2 separate regions of the Homo sapiens genome follow, and region 1 is linked to region 2. Evidence: chromatin loops called from intact Hi-C (ENCODE). Cell type or tissue: endothelial cell of umbilical vein. All regions are shown on one strand. Links, peaks and the distances in the headings refer to the core of each region. The heading gives the core; the rest is flanking DNA.

The links. A loop is a pair of places that touch in the nucleus more often than their neighbours do. Peaks named below come from ENCODE experiments on the same cell type or tissue, not always from the same donor. Only the 100,000 strongest peaks of a DNase experiment are listed, where the experiment ranks them.
Region 1: it touches region 2 in a loop (35-fold over the local background); 8 of 110 quality-filtered maps call a loop at or near these places.

Annotation. Positions count from the first base shown.
Region 1 is chrX:41,249,712-41,252,625 of GRCh38, forward strand. No RefSeq gene overlaps it. Among named protein-coding and RNA genes, the nearest start is that of LINC02601, 25 kb to the right of the region's middle. In endothelial cell of umbilical vein, for the core only: no CTCF peak of the experiment used is centred there; a DNase peak (open chromatin) is centred at 1,360; H3K27ac peaks cover 872 bases.
Region 2 is chrX:40,873,748-40,876,661 of GRCh38, forward strand. No RefSeq gene overlaps it. Among named protein-coding and RNA genes, the nearest start is that of MED14OS, 140 kb to the left of the region's middle. In endothelial cell of umbilical vein, for the core only: no CTCF peak of the experiment used is centred there; no DNase peak of the experiment used is centred there.

The sequences.
Region 1 (2,914 bases), core at 107-2,606, 380 kb after region 2:
GTGGAGCAGAGAGGACAGACATGTGTTTATTTTCTGTAGCTAAAGGACTTGACAAGTCAAAGAATCCCTGGCCATTAAAATCCAAGGAGTAAATATACCAACTCATGTACCTTACACTGATACAAGCTGTTCACTGATCTGAGTGCCCAGGGAGGGTTCATTCCCTGCATGTGGATTTGGGGAGAGATTCTCTTCTCCTCAGGGCCCAGGGACTGCCTTTTCCAGAACTGGCCATCACAATTTGCCCATCTCTCTTGGCAAAGAAGGACCTCCTTGGTCTGCTTGTCCAGGCAGGGCCTCCACAGACACTCCCCTGCCCTCACATGGTCTCCCCTCCTCTTGCTTCCTGCCCTGGCCTGGGTAGACTGGCCGTGCTGGGAGGAAAGGTGGCCCCTCATCATCTCCCCTACCCACTGTCCTGGGCCGTGGCCTCCATGTCCCACACTGTCCCACCCTCCACTCAATTGTCATGGCAAGAGAGTAAGTGAGGATGAAAATATGCAAAATTGGCCGGGCGTGGTGGCTCAGGCCTATAATCCCAGCACTTTGGGAGGCCGAGGCAGGTGGATCACTTGAGGTCAGGAGTTCGAGACCAGCCTGGCCAACATGGTGAAATCCTGTCTCTACTAAAAATACAAAAATTAGCCGGGCATGGTGGTGGCCGCTTGTAATCCCAGCTACTCGGGAGGCTGAAGCAGGAGAATCGCTTGAACCCGGGAGGTGGAGGTTGCAGTGAGCCAAGATTGCGCCACTGTACTTCAGCCTGGGAGACAGAGTAAAACTCTGTCTCAAAAGAAAAAAAAAAAAGAAAATATGCAGGATCACATTTGCTTCCCCACGCCCTTCCACTGCCCAGCATTTCCTACTGTCTTTGCCTTGTCCATCCTCTCATCATGGCGGCAGCCAGGCCAGTCTTGTTCTTTGCCTTGGGGATGTATTAGCAGAAAGTAGAGGAAAAGGGGCTGCTTCTAGCATCCAAGTTTTAAAGGGCCTGGCCCCTGAGAGGCAACAAAATAACTCCAAGTGGACCCTTGATTTGAGGCAACACCTGGTGAGTCCGGGCATGTGGACCCTTTTCTGGTGCAGGCACGTGGACCATCTCTCTTGGACCAGAAAAAGGTCCATGTGCCCAGACTCACAAGGGAGTAAAAGGGTGAGGGAAGGTATGCAGGCCCAGAACAACTGCTCACAGCCCAGCTGGCAGAGGGTGCTAGACCCAGAGGGGCCTGCAGATGAGGGCCAGACACAGCTGCAAAGGCGCGCGTGCGTCCTTCACAGTTGCCAACAGGTGGAAACAGCCCAGGCATCCATGAACAGATGAACGGGTAAACAGAATGGGGCCTATCCATACAATGGAATATGACTCAGCAATGAAAAGGAAGGAAGCGCTGACGCGTGCTGCAACATGGATGAACTTTGAAAACAGGCTGAGTGAAAGAAGCCAGATACAGGAGGCCATGGTCGCACGATTCTATTGATATAAAACATCCAGAATAGGCAAATCCATAGAGATGGAAAGCAGATTAGTGGCTGCCAGGGGCTGAGAGAGGGGAGAAGGGGAAGTGACTGCTAATGGGCAGGGGTTTCTTTTTTTTTGGAGAAAGGAAAATGTTCTGGAACTAGATAGTGATGATAGTTGCACAAGATTATGAATGCACTAAATGCTACAAATTGCACACCTTAAAATGGTTACAATGGTAAATTTTATGGTATGTATATTTTACCACAATAAAAAAAACTTTTGGCCGGTGAGCTGGCTCACACCTGTAATCCCAGCACTTTCCGAGGCCGAGGTGGGTGGATTGCTTGAGGTCAGGAGTTCGAGACCAGCTTGGCCAACATGGCGAAACCCCATCTCTACTAAAAATACAAAAACTTAGCCGAGTGTGGTGGCGTGTGCCTGTAGTCCCAGTTACTCAGGAGGCTGAGGCAGGAGAATCACTAGAGCCCGGGAGGCAGAGGTTGTAGTGAGCCGAGATGGCACCACTTCACTCCAGCCTGGGCAACAGAGCAAGACTCCATCTCAAAAAAAAGAAAGAAAGAAAGAAAAAACTTTTAATGGTGAACATGGTTAATTATATATGTATTTTACCACAATAAATTAAAAAAAAATTTTTTTTTTGAGACAGGATCTCGTTCTGTCACCCAGGCTGGAGTGCAGTGGTAGTGCAATCTCAGTTCATTGCAACCTCTGCCCCTGGGCCTCAAGCAATCCTCCCATCTCAGCCTCCCGAGTAGCTGGGATTACAGATGTGCGCCACTATGCCCTGCTAAATTTTTTTGTATTTTTTGTAGAGACAGGGTTTTACCATGTTGCCCAGGCTGGTCTCAATCTCCTGAGCTCAAGCAATCTGATTCGCCTGCCTTGGCTTCCCAAAGTGCTGGGATCATAAGTGTGTACAATTAAATTATTATTGACTATAGTCACCCTGTTGTGCTATCAAATACTAGATCTTATTTATTCTGTAAATACTAGATGCTATTCTATTTTTTTGTACCCATTAACAATCCGCACCCACTCCCACTACCTTTCCCAGTCTCTGGCAAGCGTCCTACACTCTACACAATAAATTTTTAATTTAAAAAAAATTTATTTTTTATTTTTTGGTAGAGATAGGTTCTCTCTATGTTGCCCAGGCTGGTCTTGAATTCCTGGCTTCAAGCTATCCTCCTGCCTCAGCCTCCTAAAGTGCTGGGATTACATGCATGAGCCACTGAGCCCAGCCTCAATAAATGTTTTTGTTTGTTTGTTTGTTTGTTTTTTGAGATGGAGTCTCGCTCTGTTGCCCAGGCTGGAGTGCAGTGGTGCGATCTTGGCTCACTGCAACCTCCACCTCCCAGGTTCAAGTGATTCTCCTGCCTCAGCCTCTCAAGTAGCTGGGATTAAAGGCGCTGCCACCATGTCCGGCTAATC
Region 2 (2,914 bases), core at 217-2,716:
CTAGTAATTAATCTTCTGGTTTTGTTGGGATATTCAGTTTGTGAAAATTCATCAAGCTATAAACCTGTTGTTTGTGCACATTTTAATATGTATCTTATATTTCCAAAAAGATTAACAAAAGAAGACTCCAACCTTTTTTTCTTTTTTTTTTCAAGAGTGGGTCTCACTCTGTCACCCAGGCTGGGGTGCAATGGTGCAATCTCATCTCACTGCAGCCTCCACCTCCTGGGCTCAAGCAATCCTCCCACATCAGTCTCCCAAGTAGCTGGGACCACAGGCGTGTACCACCATGCCCAGCTAATTTTTTTTTACTTTTTTTTTTTTTTTTGAGGCAGAGTCTCGCTCTTGCCCAGGCTGGTATGTAGTGGTGCAATCTCGGCTCACCAAAACCTCCGCCTCCCAGGTTCAAGCGATTCTCCTGCCTCAGCCTCCCAAGTAGCTGGGATTACAGGTGCCTGCCACCATGCCCGGCTAATTTTTGTATTTTTAGTAGAGATGGGGTTTCACTATGTTGGCCAGGCCGGTCTCAAACTCCTGACCTCGTGATCCACCCGCCTCGGCCTCCCAAAGTTCTGGGATTACAGGCGTGAACCACTGCGCTCAGCCGATTTTTTTTACTTTTGTAGAGATAGGATCTCACTATGTTGCCCAGGCTGGTCTCAAACAATCCTCCCATCTCAGTCTCCCAAAGTTCTGGGATTACAGGTGTAAGCTGCCATGCCTAGCGTCCAGCCTCTTTTTCCCCCATGGCTCCCACATGCAGAGGTGCAGCCCGCTATCACAGGCTGTCTTAATTCAGGCTCTGATCCTAGCTCCCCAACCACAGAGAACACACAGTTACCTCTTCAAGGGTCCCTTTAAAGTACCATTTCACGGACTTAAGGTTAAAAGGGGGCTCCCCATCACCTCAGGGGTCGGAGAGGGATGCCCACAGCATGGCAGTAGCCTTATCTAAAGAACCTTCTTCACAAATCCTTCTTACTTCTACCCTCTCTTGATGCCTTTGTAGTCAAAATTGTTGAGGGCATTTGAGAGTCTTAGAGCATACCTTTTGTAAAGTCAGCCTCTGTAGATCTGAGCACACTCCTTTTGGATGTCTCTTGTATTGGTGCAAAACAGCATTGGGAAGGTCCATTTTCATATCTTATTACGTAGGTAAATAAGAAATCTATCCATAATAATGGCTTGTCACATTCATGTAGTGCTTGGCCTTTATAAAAGAGAATGCAGATCTATTGCCTTAATATTCACAGCAACCCTACAAGGTAGGTGTTACTCTCGTGTTACAAGTGAGAACATTAAGACTGGTAAAGGAGAGGTGACCTGCCCTGCCTGAGCTTACACAGGCACTACATGAAGACAGGGATAGCCCAAGCCAGGGCTTGTGACTCCAGATTTATTCTCCCCCTCCCCCACCTCCACCAAGGGTAGGCCAAGGTGGAGATGTACCAAGGCAGAGAAAGAAGAGCCTGGGAAACTTCTGCTTGCTGTTCTGGGATGTGAGCTTTGGAAGATACCAGAATGGGTTTGAATGGCAAATCTACTACCTATCAAGTGCATGATTTGGAGTTAGGTTATTTCACCTCTCTGGACCTTAGATGATAACATCTACTTCTTATGGTTCTTGTGAACATGACATCCAATAGCCATGTGAAATGCCTTTTAAAGCATAAGGCTTTAAAAGGATATTGGTTTTCTTCTCCCTTTGAACAAAGCCTAAGGAAGTCTAAGGAAGAGTAGGTGGGGAAGGACAGTAAGCCAAGTGAAGGGTGGAGGGTTCTGAGTAGCTGATAAGGATCATGGTGGCACATTGGACAGAGTGAAACATGGACCTTTATCAAGTCAAGGCAGTTTATTCCTCCACTACACAGACTGTTTAGTCTGTTTAGTATTTGGAAAGAACAATTTAACCTCAGCTGCAAGACTAGGCTAGAGTCCAGGTTCTAGTATCTAGTAGCCAGCTGTCTAGAAATAAGGGAGGAAGGTAAATTGAAAGAACTTAAAACCACGGGTAGGGCTTTCCATGTCAAAAGTTGGAAATTATTCTATGAAAGAATCAGGAAAACTGGTCATGCCGAGGGATTCTCCCTACCTTTACCTCTTTTTAAGTGTTTCCAGCACGTTTTTGTGTGTGTATTTTCAGTAGTTCAAAATGATGAAGTCTAGCAGACACTATTGGTTACCTCCCCAAATCATTTCACCTTGCAGAAACACCTGGCCATGTGCTCAGGGAAGGTACTCCCCCAACACCCAATTCCCAGACACTTAGGGTGATTTCATTCCTCTAGTCTTTGATCAGTTTAAGCATGGGCATGTGATCTAAACTTGGTTAATGAATCTGATGGGGGAATCTTGGGAAAGTTTTGCTCACTCTTAGAAAGGGACACAAGACTGGAAACATTCCTCCCTTTTTTGCTCCCCCTCTCAATGCTATTTTGTGAGAATGTGACGCCTGGAGCTACTGAAGCCATCTTGTGATCATGAAGCACAAAACCCACCATACTGAAGATAGGGAAACAGTAAGAGAAATATCACGTAAGTCCTTGATAATGTACCACTGAATTAGGCAACTCTGGTATCACCTACATCTAGACATATATAAGTTACTAAATGCCATGATTGTTAAGCCAATTTTAGAGAAGTATTCTGTTTACAGCCAGAAGCAAACGTTTTGCGTAACCAAAATAGCAAACATTTTTGTACTATATTGTTCCTTTTTACACTATTAATGCTCATTTATTAGATGATGTAATTAAACCTACCAATAGAGGAGAGAGAACACAGGGTTCTACTGTAGGAAGAGACAAAGGAGGTCTTAGAAATGGAGTGAAAAGGTGGCCAAAAAAGGATGAGAAGATGGAAGGAATTCCCTTCACCAGATTGGAAGAAGAGCTAAAAGTAAGCTATAGCCCCG